2 separate regions of the Homo sapiens genome follow, and region 2 is linked to region 1. Evidence: chromatin contacts called from ENCODE Hi-C or POLR2A ChIA-PET data. All regions are on one chromosome and are shown on one strand. Each heading gives the region's core, a stretch centred on a gene start or an enhancer-like site at or near the end of the contact. The rest is flanking DNA. Distances are from core to core; before and after follow the strand shown. Region 1 holds the start of COX8A (cytochrome c oxidase subunit 8A). Region 2 holds the start of GANAB (glucosidase II alpha subunit).

Region 1 (2,700 bases), core at 13-2,512:
TACTAGGTCAGTGTCAGGAATTCTCAACAAAAACGACGGAGGCCTGGTGGAGAGGAGGGGACTCTCAATAGAGAGATTTTTTTTTTTTTTTTTTTTTGAGACGGAGTCTTGCTGTGTCGCCCAGGCTGGAGTGCAGTGGCGTGATCTCAGCTCACTGCAACCTCTGCCTACCGGGTTCAAGCAGTTCTCCTGCCTCAGCCTCCCTAGTAGCTGAGATTACAGGCATCTACCACCATGCCTGGCTATTTTTTGTATTCTTAGTCGAGATGGAGTCTCACCATGTTGGCCAGGCTGCTTTCGAACTTTTTTTATTGTTGTTTTTTATTTTTGAGATGGAGTTTCGCTCTTGTGGCCCAGTCTGGACTGCAATGGCTCAATCTCGGCTCACTGCAACTTCCGTCTCCTGGGTTCAGCAATTCTCCTGACTCAGCCTCCCGAGTAGCTGGAATTACAGGCGCCCACCACCATGCCCAGCTAATTTTTGTATTTTTAGTAGAGACGGGGTTTCACCATGTTGGCCAGTCTGGTCTCGAACTGTTGACCTCAGGTGATCCACCCGCCTCGGCCTCCCAAAATGTTGGGATTACAAGCGTGAGCCACTGCGCCCGGCCAATTTTTGTATTTTTCGTAGAGATGGGGTTTCACCATGCTGGCAAGACTGGTCTCAAACTCCTGACCTCAGATGATCTACCGGCCCCGGCCTCCCAAAGTGTTGGGATTACATGCGTGAGCCACTGCGCCCGGCCAATTTTTGTATTTTTCGTAGAGATGGGGTTTCACCATGCTGGCAAGACTGGTGTCAAACTCCTGACCTCAGATGATCTACCCGCCCCGGCCTCCCAAAGTGCTGGGATTAGAGGCGTGAGCCAACGCGCCCAGCCCGTACTTTTTTTTTTTTAGTACAGACGGCCTCCCAAAAGTTCTGAGATTACGGGCGTGAGCCACCACGCCCAGCCTGAATAGAGAGAGATTTAACAGTATGAATGAAGGGAGGAGTCAAGAACAGTTTAGGCTTCTCGCGTACATGATTGGGTGGCCCCAGATGTCATTCACAAGTATAAGCCTTGGAGGCGGAACATAACTCGAAGAAGAGCCCTTTTGTGCTCCGCCCATAGCGTAGGAAGGTGTCAATTGGCTGTTTCGAGGAACGCGCCAAAAACTGCCAAGGGCTGTGGGAGGTGTGTTCTTGCGTCATTTCCGAGAGACTTCCGCGCCGCAGTTTCCCTGCTTCCCCAGCTCCAGAACTTCCGGCCAGCGCAGCCATTTTGGCTTCCTGACCTTGGGCTACGGCTGACCGTTTTTTGTGGTGTACTCCGTGCCATCATGTCCGTCCTGACGCCGCTGCTGCTGCGGGGCTTGACAGGCTCGGCCCGGCGGCTCCCAGTGCCGCGCGCCAAGATCCATTCGTTGCCGCCGGAGGGGAAGCTTGGGATCATGGTGAGGAACGGGCCTGGAAGAGCGCGGGAGGCGCCGTGGGCTGACCCCTTCTGCCTAGCTGACCTCAGGTGGTCCTGAGAATGCCTCGCGCCCCGCAGCGTAGCGGGGAGCAGCAGTGCCGGTTTGGGCATGTCTGGAGGGCGCGAACGACGGGGACAGTGCCCGGGCGACAGTCGGGGCTGTCGGCGTTAGGTCTTTCCCCACAGCCCCAGGATCTCGGGTCTGGTCCTGTCAGGCCCTCCCTCTCCTGTCGCCTCCTCGCTGCGCCGCCTCCTGCCGACTTCTTTAGCCGCTCTGAGCCCATTTTCTCGTTGGTTCACTGGGGGATGCCTGACGCTGTCAGCGACGAAAATGGTTGTTACTGCTATTTATTTTATTTTATTTTATTTTACTTATTTATTTTGAGACGGGTTCTCGCTCTGTCGCCAGGCTGGAGTGCAGTGGCGCGATCTCGGCTCACTGCAGCCTCCGACTCCCGGGTTCAAGCGATTCTCCTGCCTCAGCCTCCCGAATAGCTGGGACTACAGGCGCGTGCCACCATGCCCAACTAAATTTTGTATTTTTAGTAGAGACGGGGTTTCACCATGTTGGCCAGGATGGTCTCGATCTCTTGACCTCGTGATCCGCCTGCCTCAACCTCCCAAAGTGCTGGGATTACAGGCGTGAGCCACTGCGCCCGGCCTGGGAGGGGGTTTTCAGGCAAGGAAGGATAGGTATCGTTTTGGAGTTACTGGCCCATGCAAGGATCCTGGGTCTTAACATACAGGCTTTGCTTTTTTTGTTTGTTGTTTGTTTTTTTGAGACGGAGTCTTGCTCTGTCACCCAGGCTGGAGTGCAGTGGTGCGATCTCGGCTTACTGCAACCTCCGCCTCCCAGGTTTAAGCCAAGCCATTCTCCTGCCTCAGTCTCCCGAGTAGCTGGGATCACAGGCGCCCGCCACCACTCCCGGCTAATTTTTTGTATTTTTAGTAGAGACGGGGTTTCACCATGTTGGTCAGGCTGGTCTCTAACTCCTGACCTTGTGATCCGCCCGCCTTGGCCTCCCAAATTGCTGGGATTACAGGTGTGAGCCACCATGCCCGGCCCAGACCAGCTTTAAAACAGGTTTCAATAAATCCTGCTTCCTGTCCCTTCCTTTACCATCTGGTGGTGCATTTCTCCCTGAACCCTAACCCCAGCTGTCTCTCCTTCCTCTCACTCTTCCCCCTCCTTATAACTGACCCTTTACCTCAAGGGTTAGCGTAGCTTTGGACCTGCTCTGTC
Region 2 (2,700 bases), core at 156-2,655, 1.3 Mb before region 1:
ACGTCCACCTGCCAAAAGCAGCAGTAAATAGAAGTACAGTGAGTTGAGGCCGGGCGCGGTGGCTCACGCCTGTAATCCCAGCACTTTGGGAGGCCGAGGCGGGTGGATCACGAGGTCAAGAGATCGAGATCATCCTCACCAACATAGTGAAACCCCGTCTCTACTAAAAATACAAAAAAATAGCCAGGCGTGGTGGCGGGTGCCTGTAGTCCCAGCTACTCGGGAGGCTGAGGCAGGAGAATGGCGTGAACCCAGGAGGCGGAGCTTGCAGTGAGCCGAGATCTCGCCACTGCACTCCAGCCTGGGCAACAGAGCGAGACTCTGTCTCTCAAAAAAAAAAAAAAAAGACGTACAGTGAGTTAAATACCCTCTGGGGCCCTATTTGCACAGTCTGTAAAATTGGTTCGGAAAGATGCCAATGGAGATAGGATTCCTAAAGCATCTTTCAGATATGACCTGTTGGAGGGCCCTAAGGAATTCACGGCGGCCTTGACCACCCCAAGAGAGGTGTTCATAGGCCAAAGTCAGGAATAAGCTGCAGGGCAAGTTGCACGCATTTATTGTTTCAGATCACAGGCTCCGAGGGAACTGAGTTTATGATCCACGCTTTCTTCATCGCTTTGGAGAGTACACGCCTACCCCACCCCAGTATATCCGTTAGGTCCTAGTAAACATTTGTGGCACTGGTGATATGTTTCGAATCTTTTTTTTTCCCCAGTAATATAAACCCGAGAGCGTGGACCAAGCCATTCGATTACATGTTGTGTTTGAGCAACACCATCCACGCCGTGAGCTTACTGGACCCTGGGCCGTGCCCAGCGACCGTGGACACTGAACTAAGCCAGAGCTGGTGCTCACGTGAAGACAAGGGCAGAGGAGGATTCGGAGCTCTACAGGGTAGAGCCAGAAGGGTAGTACAGGCTTAACTGCTGGCCCGGTGCTTCCAGCTCAGCCGAGGGGCCGCGGGGCCGCAGGCTGCATTCCCCGAGGCCAGGCCGCATCTTTTCCCCCGCCCCGACGACCCCGCGCACTGCAGGAAGGGGGCGGCGACGTTGACCGCCGCAAGCAGCCAAAGGAGGGCGGCGGCTGAGAGCGGCCAAGACCAAGAAAGACGCACAGCTGTGGCTTTACTAAACCGCCGGGCGGGAGCCCGGAGCCCCACAGGCAAGGCCCCCAGCGTCGCTCGGATCTACCACGGGGAGACCGGAGGCGTCTGAGGCCGCCTCCAGAGGAACAAAGGTTCCTCACGAGGCCGGGGGTGGCAGAGTGTCAAGAGACACACAGGAAGGAGTGGAATGGGACTTGGGGGATCTGGGGGCGTCCCGGGCGCGCCCCCAGATTCCGGGCTCCTCACCGCCTCCTACGCGCCGCCACTGCCGCTACCGCCGCCATCTTGTGCAGAGTTTGCTCCTTGACCCCAAACCTCCCGCCCCATCGCGCGCGCTCAGCCACGTATCCTAGTTCCCGCCCCTTCCGGCCTTATGATTGGTTCGACCTGAGCGCCGCCGGGCAGCTGTCTCATTGGTAGAGTGCGCACTCCAAATTATCGCAGGGGGCGGGGCTTCAGGCCAGGGGCGGGAACGTCCAGAGCCAGGCGCTGTCAGACTTTGCACGCTCTCAGCATGACAGAAGCACTGGACTGGTTTTCTCAAGTTGGCAAATTTTATTTAGAAAAAAAAAAGTGGGAGAGAAAAAAGTGACAGCGCTCTTTAGACCAAGGACTTAGAAGAGAAACCTCCACCCTTCCGGAGCACGTTAGTCCCTTCCCTCTCTCACTGCTCAACCTCCCTGGGCTTCCAGAGCAAGAAAAGGCTACGTCCCCTGTCGAAGGAGAGTGGACGGTGAAGGTGCCTGGAAACGGCCAGAGAAAAGACCTAGGCGGTCGATGTTGCGGTGGAGGACACTGTGCAGCACAGCCAGATGGGGTCCACCCTCACCTCCACCCTCCCTGGAGAAGTCCCGAATGAAGCGACCCCGCTCTGATTGGAAGATGAACTTCTGAGGCAAGGGCCCATGCTCCCGGAGAAAACCCCAGACACTGAGCAGCAGCAGACGCACCTCGAAAGGTGCCAGTTGGCTAAATACTTCATGCATATTACCCAGGGCCGGAGGCAGGAGGCTTCCCTCAGCCATGACAGCCACTAAGGTGCAGGATGCCTCCAGGTGCCAGGGGGAGTGGGTCGTGTCAGGGTGGCGAGAGGCTTCCCAATGGCCCAAGAGGGCGGCCAGCAGCCCCCGAAGCAGCACGGAACAGTAGCACAGGGCTGGGGGTGCAGCTGCTACCAGCTTTAACAGCTCAAAGAGCAGGGGCTGTTCGCGGAAGCGCCGGCCAATGCGGAGATCCCGCTCCACGGTGGCCCGGGCGTGTTCCTCGGGGGGCCAGGCCAGCTCTGCACCAGCTGCATCGGGACACACACTCTCCACCAAGGTCACTGCCACTGCTTTGGCTGCCTCTGGACTCAAGATGGGTGCCCCCCAGCATTCCCCACATTCAGTGCCCCCTGGGGCACTGCAGCAGTGAACCAGGAGGCTGAGGAGGCTCTGGGTGTTATAGATCACTTCCTGCTGATTTCGTGACTGGACAAACTTGGGTGGCTTTAAGCCACGGCCGATGACTCCAGCATGGAAAACTGACCAAATCCCTCCAGGACCTGGCACAGCTGCAGTGTGCCTCCGGTTAGTGTCCAACAGGGAGGCAGA

What was found. Hi-C counts contacts between places; a loop is a spot of excess contacts on that map. ChIA-PET counts read pairs that join two places held with the same protein, here RNA polymerase II (POLR2A). Pooled maps may share reads with other maps.
Region 2: a loop to region 1 is called in a pooled map, with 4 times the contacts of the local background. The contact joins the promoter of GANAB here to the promoter of COX8A in region 1. A Hi-C loop is called at or near these places in 4 of 50 pooled maps. POLR2A ChIA-PET finds 5 or more read pairs at or near these places in 2 of 52 experiments (H1 and activated naive CD4-positive, alpha-beta T cell).

The regions. Positions count from the first base shown.
Region 1 is chr11:63,973,358-63,976,057 of GRCh38, forward strand. It overlaps COX8A (cytochrome c oxidase subunit 8A), which reads left to right and starts at 1,263. Exons shown (of 2, transcript NM_004074.3): 1 at 1,263-1,437. The coding sequence starts at 1,324. RefSeq lists an enhancer at 1,177-1,616.
Region 2 is chr11:62,645,208-62,647,907 of GRCh38, forward strand. It overlaps GANAB (glucosidase II alpha subunit), which reads right to left and starts at 1,406. Exons shown (of 24, transcript NM_198334.3): 1 at 1,355-1,406. The coding sequence starts at 1,392. It overlaps INTS5 (integrator complex subunit 5), which reads right to left. Exons shown (of 2, transcript NM_030628.2): 2 at 1,641-2,700. The coding sequence ends at 1,813. RefSeq lists enhancers at 1-412, 728-887 and a silencer at 1,498-1,577.